Regions from separate parts of the Mus musculus genome. Here all the other regions are linked to region 1. A link is a loop called in an ENCODE intact Hi-C map of the cell type or tissue named here. Cell type or tissue: heart. All regions are shown on one strand.

Evidence for each region. Hi-C counts contacts between places; a loop is a spot of excess contacts. Peaks named below come from ENCODE experiments on the same cell type or tissue, not always from the same donor. Only the 100,000 strongest peaks of a DNase experiment are listed, where the experiment ranks them.
Region 2: a loop joins it to region 1, with 2.7 times the contacts of the local background. A loop is called at or near these places in 6 of 42 quality-filtered maps.
Region 3: it touches region 1 in a loop (2.6-fold over the local background); 6 of 42 quality-filtered maps call a loop at or near these places.

Annotation. Positions count from the first base shown.
Region 1 is chr1:60,857,875-60,862,874 of GRCm38, forward strand. It overlaps a transcript of Gm38137 not described here. Among named protein-coding and RNA genes, the nearest start is that of Gm38137, 3.4 kb to the right of the region's middle. In heart, a CTCF peak has its summit at 2,958 (motif pointing left); DNase peaks (open chromatin) are centred at 3,307 and 4,827; H3K4me3 peaks cover 481 bases; H3K27ac peaks cover 12 bases.
Region 2 is chr1:60,649,869-60,654,868 of GRCm38, forward strand. No RefSeq gene overlaps it. Among named protein-coding and RNA genes, the nearest start is that of Gm38388, 53 kb to the left of the region's middle. In heart, no CTCF peak of the experiment used is centred here; DNase peaks (open chromatin) are centred at 473 and 2,973; H3K27ac peaks cover 1,038 bases.
Region 3 is chr1:60,665,930-60,670,929 of GRCm38, forward strand. No RefSeq gene overlaps it. Among named protein-coding and RNA genes, the nearest start is that of Gm38388, 69 kb to the left of the region's middle. In heart, no CTCF peak of the experiment used is centred here; DNase peaks (open chromatin) are centred at 2,522 and 3,262.

The DNA of each region.
Region 1 (5,000 bases):
TCTGTCTGTTTATCTCCTCCCCGTGTTCATTTAACTCTGACCTGGGTTAAGAAGTCCACTGTCTTCCCCTGGATGTATCAGGGAGCTGGAGAGAACACTTCCATGTCTCTCCCTCCTGGGAATAACAGACTCTTCACACTTGAGCTAGCTGATGAAGCTCATCTATCAACATGGTTGCCCCAGGGGACAGGAAATGGTGTCTCCATGTTTTAGAATTGCATCTGTGGCAGAAGCGCAGGCTGGGAGGTTTACTCAGCTCTTTAGCTCCGAATAAATTTCAATTAGTCTGATGGCTAAGTCCTCTGTTTCCTGACATGTCAACCCTACTCTGGTACTGCACCCCTTCCATGACAAAACCAGTAGATACAATAAACACGGGGGCTGATGCGGTGAGCTGATAGGATCTGTGTATCCCAGTAGGCATTTGGGATAAAATCAGACAGGAGCCTTTTCTCTCAAAGACTCCAAGAAGCGTTCCACAAAAGCCACAGCAGCTCGCCGACTTCTCCAGTCCCTCAGCTTCTTCTCTTCCTACCATCTGGTTTTCTGTACACCAGATAAATGTGTCTCTCATCCTCAATTTTCAAGGAACTCTTCCAGAATCTCTTCTCCTCTCCTGGAAACCAGGGGAGCTTATATCACTTTAGACAACTTAAAGTCATGTAGCTACCGCTGCCTTCAGGGGCTATGGGAGAAAACATTTTCCTCCTGGACACAATGTTACTCCAATAAATCAAGGCTATGTTGGTAAAGAAAAAGAAGAAAATGGATATATCTTAGGTAACTGAAAATCTTTAAAGAAAAAGTCCTAGATACTTTGGGTTTTTTTAAAACTATTTTTTTATTGTGGTACAATATGACATAAATGTTATTCTTTTAGCCATTTTATGTGCAGCGTTCATTGACATTAAATACGTTAACAGTGTGAGTAACGGTCACCACTACTGCTTGAAGAACCTCTGTTGCAAATGGTACCTCTGTGCCTATTATACAACAGTGTCCAGTTTCCTTTCTCTCAGATACTCTTCACTTCTATTCCTGCCTCTATGAATTTATCACCTTCTACCAGGACCAGGACACCCGCTACATTTCCCATGTCTACTTTATTTTACCACATCTAGAGTTTGCTAATTCTACTCTTGTTGAAGTACACATCAAAACTTCATTCCTTTTATCGCAGGAATTTGCATTCTGATACACGGACCAAAAAAAAAAAAAAAAAGCATCAAAAAAATGTCCTCGGTTGCTAGACACTTTGATTGTTTCCTGTTTGGGACTATTGTGCATAGGATGCTAGAAATATTAACATATAAGTAAACTTTCTGTTTTAATCTACTTGAGGAATGAGTGCATACTATGGACTGGAGTTACTGGGCCGGGTGGTAATTTTATTTTTAACTCCTGAGTAGCTGCCAAGTGCACTCTACATTTTATGTTTTATCTAGTGTTTACAGGCATGCTTTGATATAACACTGAGGCTCTGGAGTACGCTGCTGTGTTTGGAGCCATCCATGGTCCTCTCAGTTAGTGAAGCTGCTCCCATACTGTCTAGCAGATTCCCTTTGAAGATGCTGGGGTTATTATGATGAAACTGCTCCCATTGTCAACCTGTGAAACATAGATGGGAGGCTAAGCCAGCATCGTATCCCAGCCTTCTCTCAGTAGTGAAATCTGGGCTAATTCTCTTGGAACCTTCCTTGTGTGCTTGTGGGTAACCTGATCACGTGTGCACTGGATTCTTTTGGCCAGTCCGGACTTGTGAAGATCCACAGGAGATTTCAGGCAGGAGCTAAAGCCCAGGCTCACCTTCAAGCCAGCCTGTCACCATTTGGACAGGCAGAGAAGGTAAAGTTAGTTCTTTCTATGTCACACTGCTGGTTCGATAGGTGAAAGCATAGTTGCTAAGGGTGTAATACCTCAGGACAGGTGACTGGAACACAAATCCTAGGACTCGATGTGACTTTTGTCAAAATCATTTAGCTTCTCTGTGCCTTCATTTCCTCACATATAAATTGGGGGTTAATACCAACAATTTACTTCACAAGTGTGTTAGGGCCACACCAAGCTTGTCATGGTGCCCCTGCAATGACGTCCGGGCTCTGTAGACATTCTGTATGTGGAGCAGAGTTGGTAGTGTTGACAGTAGCATGATGCAAGCTCTTGACACTGCACCAGTTAATAATGTGTCATAGCTGTAACTCTGAAGACTAGAGCCAAAGGGCACGTGTGTGGTTCAGTGGCAGAGTGCTTACCTAGCATTTGTGAGTCCCTGGGTTTGAACTCTAGCAGAAAACAGGCACCAAACCTAAACCAAAACAGCAGACTCAAAATAAAGAAGGAGTCATGGATAGACATGGTCAGATGGGTTGAAAAATCCCTGGATTTTACCTTTGGCCTAGCATCACAAGGCTGGAACACACTGAACCCGTGTTGCCTTCTCCCTCACCTACAGATTGCACACTTCTATCTGGTTCTATCAAGCATCTTGTGCTGAGGTAAAGGTCAGGCTTGAAAAACTATTACCACCAGGGCAAACTTAACTGTATAGATAGATCATGGTTTGGTGCTTATGGCTAAATCTGAGCCAAAGCTGAGGGAGACAGTGGACAACATGGAGAAGCTCAAGGACAAGGACATACACAAAGAAGGGGAGGCAGGGTCTTTTGAGGAACACTTAAAGCAGGTACTGTCACTGGAGATGGAGTGGGATGAACTGCAGCTTTGTCTGAGGACTTGGGCACACTCTCATCAACGACAGAAGGGGCTTCTTAATATGGTAAACTACAAGGTCTCTTCTGCGACTATATGGCTGTTGAGAAACAGAAACTGCAGTACCAGTCTGGTGGTTGTAGCAAAGATGGATGGTCCTGAAAATCCCACCCTGACACAGCAAATTTAGATGTGGCTGATTCAATGTGGGTGGGAACTAGACATTTGTGGAGCAGTCAATGACTGCCATCTATTGGTCAGTGTGCTTCATTGCAAATGTAAGAATAGATTGTGAGAACCTATTGTCAATTTTTATCAATTAGCGCTCTCTCTCTCTCTCTCTCTCTCTCTCTCTCTCTCTCTCTCTCTTTATCTCTCCCAGTTGGGCCAACTAAAGCTGTTTCTTACTGCTTTGTAGATGCAACCATTTTTGTGAGTATCAATAGTCATATCTTTGGAATGAAATGGGAGGGGGTGTGCATTGCACAGTGATGTCATTGCACGAGGAGACGCAGATCTTGGATCCCAGTTGTTAATGTGTTTGTAATAGCCAAGAAATTCTTCCCCTGACATTACATGACCCAGGCATCATTGAAAAGCCCAGGGAAGCTTGCAGTTTCCCACGGCTCACTGGAAAGTGGGGTAGAGGCTGGAGGGACCGCTGCTTTCTATTGTTCCGATGATATTTTTAGCATCTGCAGAGGAAGGAAAGGCACCAAACAGAGGGAAATTCAGGGAGCCTTTGAGGGGAGATGAAATGGGTTTTAAGTGAAATGAGAGTCGTAAGGGATGGAGAAGACCATCCACCCTGTATGCTCCATGTCTGCAGTTCAAGAGGGATTCATAGAAATATAAATGGGCAGAGAATAATTGAGAAAATGCTCTGTATTCTTAGCCACCAGGGAAATGCAAAATAAAGTGACACTGAGGTCCATCTCTCTCCTGTCACCAAGGAAACAACAAATGCCGACACGAAGAAAGGGTGGCAGAAGGGAGTCCTTCTTTATGCCTGATGAGACTGGAGAACGGTGCAGTGCCTGTGAAAATCAGTGTGGAGGTTCCCAGAAAGCCACACCTAAGGATACAATTACCATATGCTTTAGCTACACCACTCCAGGCTACACAATTGAGTCTAAGTCAGCATACCACCGGGATCCTTGCACGTCCATGTTTATCTATACCCTATTCTCAATGATCAAGAAGCCAGCTAAGATGTTCATTAATGATAAACATGGTGATATATATGATATGTGATATATGATATATATGATATGCATCATTTATATACAATGAAGTTTTATTCAATCATAGTGAAGAATGTTTGTTTCATTTTCAGGAAGATGTATCGATTGTACATCATGCAAGGGGAAGTGAGCCACTCAGAAGACAAATGCCTTATGGTTTCTCTCATATGGCTAATATATAATATACATTCATATATATGCATGTATATATGACACACAAAAGCAGGGAGAACTTATTTGTGAGTGCAGAAAGGAAAGTGTCAGGGCTGGAGGTAAGGGAAGGCGGTGGAAGGGGAGACTGAGCAAAATACAACGGCTTACCCATGAAAATATCGTAAGGCAGCCTATTATTTTGTACATAAAAATGAGTGAAAGAGAGGTTCATTCAGAAAGGCCACACAGGGCTGAAGGTATAGCTCATCTATTAAAGGTTAAGGCCTATAACCAAATCTTCAAAAAAGGCCACATGTTTGGGATCATATCTGTGTTCCCAATATCCAGTAAGAGGCACCTGGAAGGGCCACAGAGGTAAAGCATCAGTGCAGCGGACACCGTCTGTCTTTGGAGAGTGGGGGCTAAAGGTTACTGACAGCATCTAATTATCAACCTGAGCTAGGGACTGTTTGGGGATGTAGAATATAATGGGTAACCAGCACAGTAATAGGGGTGAGCTGCTGGGCCCTGCTATTATCCCTGAGCAGGTGAAAGCTAGCATTCTTCATGAGCTGTCTTTCCTCCTATTATCCCTGGGTAGGAGAAAGATAGCATTCTTCATGAGCTGTCTTTCCTCCAGCCCTGTAAGTGGTGACCAGAACAGTGCCTGCAGAGAGGCCTCTGTTGGAGCATAAGCCCATAAACCCAGGAAGTGGAGGAGGGGACGCTGTCCATTCACAGAGAAAATCTATTTCCCAGATTGGAGGGGAGGACTGGAAAAATTAATTAGGTCATAGTCTTTGAGAATTGTTTTTAAAACTGAGAATGAGGGACGGGAAAGATATTCCAAGAAATCGGTTGGGCTGCAGCTTAGGGCAAGTTGGAAAGATAAAT
Region 2 (5,000 bases), 210 kb before region 1:
TGTAATTCCACACATGAATATTTCTTTGGTGAGACAGGACTATTCACTTCAGGAGGACTAAAGATCACAAAGCCTCGTTTTCACCGAGGTCGATAAAGTAGGATGAACAATAGTCCTGTGTACATGCCAGGTCCTAATTCCTGTACTCATTACCTTGTTAAAAGGGAGTGTTTGAATATGTGTGGTTCAGTTAAGGATTCTGACGAGTGAGATTTCCCTGGGTCACCCTATCGAGTCCTAAACACCATAGCAGCATCCTTATAAAAGGAAGGCAGAGGCAGATTTAACATGAGAGAAGATAAAACAGCATGGCTTCAGAAGCAGGTAGACTGAGACAAGGAATACCGGTAGCCACTAAAAATTGGAAGAGGCAAGGGCCGGATTGGCCCCTGCAGCTTTAGGAGTGACTGTAGCCTTGTTTTTGACTTTAGGAGTGACTGTAACCTTGACTTTGGCTGGGGAAGACTGATTCTGAACATCTGGCTTACATAACTGTCAGAGACTACTCTGCTACTGTTTTAGCTGCCAAGTTTGTGTGGATTCGACACAGAAGTCAGAGGAAACCAATACAGTCAGATTTTGCTATTGAACAAATGATTAAGAAAAAAGTCCATTGTCAGATTCTGTGGATTCTATCTATATGGTATGGAAGCATATTTTAAAGTGAAGGCTATTACACTTAGTCACTTATGCAGTCAGAGTGGGATGGCAGTACTGCGGTAAGCAGTGCACATTGTGTCAATGTGGTACATACTGAAGTATGTTGGAGTAAGGAGGCAGGGCAAGTGTCCTTAGAAGCAAAGTGAGTGTTAGGAGTCGACAGGGCAATGTGTTTAACCTCAGAGGCACAAGAACACAAGGCACTGTCTCAGCGACTCAAGAAGAAGGTCAGTGGGTTGTCTGTTCTGTGCAGGTGTCACTCAAAAGCCCAGGTGAGCGAGTTTGGCTCAGGTGTAGTTTGGCCAAGGGCTAGAGCACAAGGAGGTAATGGCAGTAGATGGGTTACTCCTATGGTTTGAATGTGTGTGTGCCTCCAAAATTTATATGCTGTTTGAACCCTGTGATGAAGGTGTTAAGCGGTCAGGCATTTGGGAAGAGATTAGACTGTTAGGGCTTCTCTAGAAGAGGATTCTGAGAAAGACCTGCCCTCTCACCAATCTGTTTTGCTTCTTTGTTGTTATTGTTTTTGGGTTTTTTTGTTTTGTTTTGTTTTTTTCATCAGGTGAGAACACAGTAAGAAGGACAAGGTCTTGGAGGCAGACACCAGATGCCACCAGCTGTCATTTCCTAGAGCCTTCATCTTGGTCTCTCCTGTCTCCGGAGCTGTGAGCATAAATGTCTATTATTTATACACAACTCAGTATAAGAATTTGTATTTTTTTGTCCTAAGACATTTACAACAATAGAAAGAAAAAAACCCAGAGAAATGGATAAGTGTGTGTGTGCGCGCGCGCGTGTGTGTGTCTGTGTGTGCATGCATGCACATGCCTGTGTGTGACCCCATTAAGAGAATATTTTGGTGAGAAATTCTAAGAAAGCATATGGTGGATGAGATGGGAATGATGGCTTAGGAAAAATATAGATTTGACCAGGGTCAGCTGGACTAGTTGCAGGACAAACTCGAGTGAATTCACAAGGGAGTGTCTTGGATAGTAAGCAGGAGTCTGGGCTAGCACTGAAGTGCTTGTCTTGAGCAAGAACAATAGAAGACTTGGCTAGTACTTAGTGTAATAAGGAGGACAGAGGTCCCAAAATACTTAGTGCTTTGCACCTAGCTTTACCAGGAAGCTGAGATGAGTTGTCCCAGCAAAAAAGAGCTTCAGGATAGAGAAGAAAATCTTTGGGGGATGGGGTTGGAGGGGAGAGCAGCTCACATTGTCCTTTATTCTATATTATAAAGTCCAAATCTTTGTCTTTTGTTGTGTTTGTTTTGAAGTCAACTTCTTGATAACAAAACTGTCCTTGCATCGAAAGACATCTAATTTCATCTGTGATGAAATTAGTAAAAAATCACCACTCAAAAACTCACTATGTTTATCTGAAGGATATTCATAAGTTATGATCTGACTTAATGGCCAGCTCTAAGCCTGGTTAAGTAAACTATGGGCATGCATGCAATCAAATGTTTCAGAGCCATTAAAATCATGTTTATCATGAGTTTCTCAAGGCCTAGGAAAATGTTTATGCTGTAATGCTGTGTGTAAAAGGCTGGATGGCGCATTGCTCATGACTATACAGAAACAACCTGGAAAACAATCTATTGCAATATTAATATGATGATTGCCTCTGTAAAAATTGTCTTTTATTTACTCAGCTTTCCAGATTGCAGGTATGTTTTCATATTGGCCATCTTTCTGTTTTCTCGGTATTCTTTTGTCATTGGAAGGACCCAATAGTCTATCTTGGAAGAACTTGTACCTTACTCCCCTCCCCCTCCAGAACAGGGGATTGAACTCACGAGTATGTGAAGCAAACCACCTACCACTAAGCTACACTCACACAGCTGCAAATTATTTTGATTTTGAGACAGGCTCTAGGTAAGCTGTCCAGACAGGCCTTGAATTTGTGATTCTTCTCTCTGCCTTAGCTGGGATTGCAGGTGCACAACATCACACCCAGATGGACCTGACTGTCTTTAGTCTGGATTCAAAGTGGGTTTTTTTTTGTCTCAAAAAAACAATAATATCTTCAAAGACAAATGGTATTGTGTCACATGTGTCTTTTCTAGATGAAAAGACAAAACAAAAACTGAAACAACCCTTGCCCCAAAAACTAGACTTCCTGTTCCTTCTCCTGACTGAGTCCTAAGAGAATAGACCTGTTTCATAAAGCCAAGCTGGCAAGAGACTTCAGGGTGCAGAGAATCAGTCAGAAGAATCACACATTTTCATTCTCCATGGAAGCCAAGTGGCTGCAGGAAGAGGCTGAAGTTAGAACTGGGCGTGGGAGAGGACTGTTTACTCTCTCCTGCCTCAGATTTCCGGTACTGCTTGTATCCTTCAAGATTCTTCTGTGCCTTTATCTCTGTCAGTGTGCCTTCCCTGAACCCTGGGTAATTGTTCCCTCCCTGCTTCCTCAACACCCCATACAGCGCTCCCTCGCTAGACTTATATGACCTCATCTCTCAGCCAGCCTGGAAGAGAGACCATTTTTTTTTTTTATTTATGGTACTTTTCATAACACCCAGAGAAAAAAAAATCCCCTGGCAGATAGTAGGTGCTGAATAAATGTTTGTTACATGAACCAAATAATTCCCCTAAAGCGTGAGAGAAATTGTATTAATTTCCCAGGCTGCCATAACAAAGTAGCACAAACTGATAGTTTAGCAAAAAATTTATTCTCTTATAATTCTTGAGTCTAGGAGTCCAAAAGTAAGATGTTGGTGAGGTTGGGTCCTTGTGGTGGGGCCTGATGAAAGGGCTCTCCTGTGCATATCTCAGCCTCTTGGCTGCTGGCAATCCTGGGGATTCTTTGGCTTGAAGCTGAACATCTGTCCTGCATTTCTATCTTCATATGGCATTTTCCCAGGGATGTGCCTTTTGCACCCCCTTCCTGGGTGCAAACTTGTAAGGACATCAGCCATATTGGATTTAGGGCTCACCTTAACCTAGCCTGACCTTATCTTAACCCAATGATATCAGCCAACATCCTGTTTACAAATTAGTTTCATTAACAGAATCAAGATTAGGCTTTTCGTGTATCTTTAAGGAGAACATAATCCAACACAGAATAGAAACTCTTGCTGCAGTTGAAAGCCTATATGTAGTATTGTACAGATACCACGGGAAGTGGTGATACCCAGCTGATGTGCTAGCATAACGCCGTCGCAGGACAGAGAGGCCACTGGCTTGAGCAGAGGATTGTGTGTGTGACCAGAGTGCTCATGGTGGTCTGTTTTGCACCTGGTCCCAGTTGCACACCATCACGAATTCTGGTGTTCAGTGGAGCCAATAAGAGAAAAGCCAAAGTTTTGAACTATAGAAGAAAGATAAGGCACAACAGTGACAACAATTTAGTATCTGTGAGAAATACAAATATGTAATTGTCCTAATTATGCATTTTGATTTCTGACAAAACCCAATAAAAACACTGATTCTACCAGATTAATTTCATATATAACATATGAGTCAGTAGATAGAAGAGTAAGAAGGGATATTGCTGTTTTTCTTTGAAACTAGAATTTTAAAATGCTTAATTTATACATAAAATCTGTTTCTGCACATGCATGTGCGTGTGTGTGTGTGTTTGTGTTGGTGTGTGTGTCTTTGTAAGTAGAATGTGAACCACAGAGTATCCAAAGTGTGATAGTCAGAGGACAACTTCTGTGAATAGGTTCTTTCCTTCTACCATGTGGGTCCAAGGAATAGAGCTCAGGTCATCAATCTTGTGGCAGGTGCCTTTGTCTGCTGAGTCATCTCTCAAATCAGAAATGCTTCATTTCCTATATATTGATGATATGTAGCAATTTACTTCTAGAAAAAAAATCTCATCATGGAAGAAATGTACTTAAGACATAGGATGCCTGTCCTAAGGGAGGTGAAACATTCATCAGTAGGGATCTCTGACGTTTGGGACAAGAACAACTCAAAAGCCCCAGAAAGTTCCTGAAACTGATCAGATTAACTAGGTCCCTCCTTCTCTAAGCATATATGAGCAGTAAGACTGCTAAGAGATATTTTCAGGTATATGACTATAATAGCCAAGAGAGATCAGCCAAGAAGCAGAGACCAGCCAAACTACCTGAAAAAGTCAGACGCTGACTGAGCTGCCTGGAAGTTGTGCAGAAACGTACAGTTCCCAGCTTTTGTGAGTTGTCACTTGTGCTGGCATGGGCTTTTGATGGTGCAGCTATCTTTGAGTCATTTCTGCTCCTGTAAATAATTCCTTACCCAAACTTCTGAAAGTAAGCCTAACAAAACCTATTGGTTCAAGTTGAATTGATGATATCTGTACTTTGGTCCATTGTCCATTCCATATTTGCGATGAGTTTGTTTACATCT
Region 3 (5,000 bases), 190 kb before region 1:
AGGCACAGGTCAACATTTTTCTCTGCCAGAATATATTATTTGCCAGCTGGAAGATATGTCTTTAAAAAAACAAGACAAAACATGAAACAAAACAAACAAAAACAACTGCACTGAAGAACAAGTGAGCTAAATCTAATCTCATATCCATAATTTTTAATGCGATGTAATTTTTCTAATGATGATAAATCTACCATTCAAAATTAGTTCCTGATACAAGAGTCACTTTGTTCAAAGGAAGTGAAGGTATTAATACTTCAGTAGAAATGTATTTTGAAATATTCTTTCTGGAAAATGGTTTGTAATATGTATTCCTGAAAGGTGCTTGCTGTTCTCTTCCCCAGACAAGATGGTCATCTTGTTTTTCTCTTTTGAAAATTTAAATAATATAGAAAAATATTAAAAACAAATTTAATCCCGATTTTCCCCGCTAAAGCTAACATTTCAGCAAACATACTTTCTATGTATCTTATGCATGCTACGTGTAAATTTTTGTTTATATATAATACACATATATGTAATTTTAAATGTAGACAATATTATACCTTTTCGTAATTTTGCCTTTTCGCTCAGGCATCTGCAATGGAAACTTTGCTTAATAAATACCAAGTTTTGTTTAACAGCCACAGAAGCAGCCCAATGTGTATATGCAAACTGGGACTTTAATTAATCCTCGGCTAGCAGATATTAAATCGTTTCTATCTTGGTGTTGTGCGAGGCCTGCAGGCCTCTTTTCCTCGGGAGCTCACCCATAAAGTAGAAGGATTGGAGAAATCTGATCCCTGAAACAAAGAGGGAAAAGAGCCATGTTGACCACTGCTGACACTTGGGAGCATAGAAGCGGGTTTTTCAGTAGACTGCTTGAAAGTCTCCACATTTTCAAAATCAATGTAATGGTGTCTTAATTCTGGCAAACATATGCCAGATGTTCTTATGAGCAGAAGAAACTAACTGTGCTGGTAACAGTAATGTAGGCAAGGCTGATTTTTTTTTCAACTATTTGCCAAGATGTGGGAAAAACCCCTTCTTACCCCTATGCCCCCATAACACAACATTTGGGGTACACTTGAACTGCAGCACTCATTTGATTTGATTTTAATGTGTCTTTTCGACTAAACTATTAGCTTTCTGAGGGCAGGGACTGTGATGCAATTTGAAGGATCCTTAGGACTGTTTGTCCTTTAATACCCTGTGGTAGTTTCTCATTTGCTCTGCCCCCTAGTTAGCAGTTACCATCTCCCTCTTTTTCCTTAGTGGTTGAAATATAAGTGTAATATTTGCCCAGGGCATACAAAGTTGGAGTTTGGGAGGAGCACTGTGTAATGGATTTTAAATTATTCTGATTTAACTCTTGGCTTTTCACAACCCAGGACAAATCCTTTAATTCTTCTGAGCCCCAATTCCCTCTGCTACAAGTGGAGATAATAGTCTACTTTAGAAAGTGCTCACATTGAGGGAGCTTGTGTTTTAAGGCCATTAACAAGATACCCACTGCCATGCTTAATAAATGGTAGCTACACAGTAATATCTTTTCAAAGGTACAAGTTATCCACATTTATATATGTATATGTCAATGACTATGTCTTGCCTTCTGCTCTAGTGAGCATAGCTACTAGATTGAAAGCAACACAAAGCTAAAAGGCAATAGAGATTAGGAGCCAACACACTCAATAAAATCAATTTGGAACATAGGTTGATGGAGGAAAACTAGGTTTTTATGTTCTCAAACCCAAAAGAGGTGTCTGGAGTATTGAAATGGGGGAAACAGAATTGGATTAGGTAATTCGACTCATAAGAGCATTTTATTAGGGTGAAAAAATTTTTAGATAGTCTGTAACATAAAGGGTATCTTTATACAACCCCAAGGAATAAAATCAAAAGCTATAAATGTAAAAGGTGACCGATAGAAACATTTGCTCTTTTGCAACTAACAATCAACCTTTTAGAATGACAGACTGCTTGAGGCTTCTGCACCAGGCTTCACTTTCTGCATACCAGCTAATGTATGAGCTTATTTTCCACCCGACAGTCAGTCTTGAAGACACAGGAATGCCTTGTGGTCCTGGTCACTAAGTTTGGATGAGGTTTCTGCATTAATCTGCTCCTGGGGAGGGCACAAGGAAGCAGTGTCACCGTGGAACGTAATACCAATGTTTGTTCCCCTCCCCCCGAGGTGCGGTACTAGCAAGCCATTTATACACAGGGCTGCCCTTCTGAAAACAGGTAGAACAAAGGACATCCACTCGGAAGAAGCACTTTCAGTTCTTAGTCAAAGATAGCTTCCCTTGAAAGGTAGAATGTTTTTAAAAGATGAGAAAATGTGTGCTCTGTGGGACCAAGGGAATCTCATGCAAGGAAGCACAATCCATCTCCCCTTGCCTGCAAGGGAGCCAGATCCTGATTTATTTTTTGTTCACGATTCAGCAGAAATACAATGCTCCGTTTCATAGAGGCTTATTACGACACAATAACAGCACTATAATTTCCGTCTCGATGAAGGGCTTCCCTTGGCTTTCGGCCGGCTGATCTCACTGTCCGTTAGCGAGCCTGCTGCTTTGGACACAGGGGAATGCCTTCATGTGTGTGCATCCTGTGTTCTTTTAACGAGTGTTTTATAAATGGTTTAACAGCTGTTATTTACTGACGTGTTTGGTGTTTGCATATAGTCAGACTTTTGCCTGGTGGGGAGATTTAGATAGTCTGTAAGCCACCGTGAGTGAGGGTGCCGCTCACTTCTGTTTAGTGCACAGAAGACCTTTCGGCTCCTTTGTCTCAGGAAACCTATAATTGTAAAATTCCTCCTTGATATTATCATTCACACAGGCCCAGACCTAAATACCTAACTAACTCTCTCTCTCTCTCTCTCTCTCTCTCTCTCTCTCTCTCTCTCTCTCTCTCTTCTTCTTCTTCTTCTTCTTCTTCTTCTTCTTCTTCTTCTTCTTCTTCTTCTTCTTCTTCTTCTTCTTCTTTCTTTGGCCATTCTTGATGTTGCTTGGAAATTATAGTCAGTTAAGTAAAATTTTTCTGGAAATGGCTCTAAAGCTAGGAACACTGCTTATTTTTGTCTATTTTAACAAGTTTTCTTTTCTTTTCTTTTCTTTTCTTTTCTTTTCTTTTCTTTTCTTTTCTTTTTTTCCCAGAAGCCTTTGGACTCAATGCCCCACGGCTATCTCTCAGCACCAGGGACCTTTGCTCCAGGACAGTATAAACGTTTCGTAATTCTTGCTTCCTGAAGGGCAACAACCTGAACTCTCACACGTAATCCTCCCCTCTCCTGTGGACGGGCTTGGCTGAGGTGTGCTGCCTTTCTGCAGTGCCAAAGGGGACGTGTCAGAGAAGGGATGACTCCCAGTGCCAGTAATAAACAGTTGGGCGGCAGCCTTCTCTCTAACAGCAAAGCCAAGCTTAGCAGTTAGTCAGCTCTTTCTCCCTCCATAGTCTGAGCTGACGAGTGCGTAGCTACTGGTTCCAAACACTTTCCTCTTTTTGATTAGAAACTGGAAGTGCCAAAGGAGAGACAAGTATTTTTCACGTTGGCTTTAAGTACACATATTCAGTGAGTGCCCACTTCGGACCAGAGACTGTTCAAACCCCCTAAGTATTATCTTTCTTCACTCCTACATTAACTGTCAAGAAGATGAGTTTCCATCTCTATGTGAAATCAAGTCTTTAAGGAGGTTTGGATACTTGCCTCGGGTTGCATATTAGCTGAGGCAAAGCTAGGGCATCACCCTGCTGTCAAACCCACTTTTAATGTTTCCCCTTAATTCTTAGAAAATTCATTCAACATTTTTTGATCATTGTCACATGCCTCCCCCATCTCCTCCCAGATCCACTCCCAACTTACTTTGAACCTAACTTTGTGTTCTCTCTCTCTCTCTTAAAAAAATAAAATAAAAAAAAACCAAACAGGTCCAATTTGTGTTGTTCAAAAATTCTTGGGGGTGGGGCCTGCTTTGGATCTGGTTGATCAATCAGTGGTCACATGCTTGAAGCACCCTCCCACCTCTAATCCCCAGCAGCTATTAAAGGCTATAGCTCCATGAGACTCCAAACCTGCACCTTTAACCACTGCGCTATACTGCCTCCCCGTGTTAATGCATCTTTTATCTGTATTTCCAGCACTTTGGAAGATTGAAAAAACCACAGACGCCTGCAGATAACACGTTTTATAATAGTTTCTATGCTTGTCATTATCTTTACATTGTATTGTTATATTAATTACTATGTTACAAATGAAACAGCCAGGAAACCGAGCTAGGTTCAAGCAAATTCAAGGATTTTGAGCTCTAAGATACCATCGTAACTATAGCCTTCTGCAGCTTTGTGTCTGCTCCTGGTTCTCTAAAGCAGTCTTTTGTTTTGCACGAACACTTGCTATGGAGAAATATCAGCTGCAGGGAACAATTCACAACGGTACCTACTACCCACTCTCCTTCCTTCCCCACAACCTCCGGTCCTGGCAAGTGCTGTTATTTTGAATGAATTTGATTGAAAGAGACAGGAAACCCACATTTATTTATTTTTTTCTAAAATTTATGAAACAAAGCATGTTTAAGAAACCTGGAGTTATTCTTGGTTTCTGACATCAACCTTCAGAGGAAAGAAAACAGTGGTGCCATAAATTGAAAAAGAGGTAGAGGGCTCAGGGACACTTAGCAATGTCAAGCATCAGTGCCATTGTCTTCAGTATGGGGCGTTCTAAGGCATTGAAAACACCAGCCAACGGGAATTTCCAAGATTGTGTAATTCTCTAACGGAGCTGCTCTGAGTTTCTTTGACTGCTCACTTTTGACCATTGCCTCTGGGATGCAGGACCCATCCTTAGGCTAAGCTTTCTCTTTCCCAGCCTCTGCATGGTGACTCCTCTGTATCCTCAGATAATGATTTCTCTCTAGGTGCTAGGTCTTCCATTACAGCACATAGCTTCCTGTTAGAGGTTGTCCATATTCTGAGTTCGCAGCACTCTTCAGTTCTGTATTATTGGTGATACAAATAAAAAA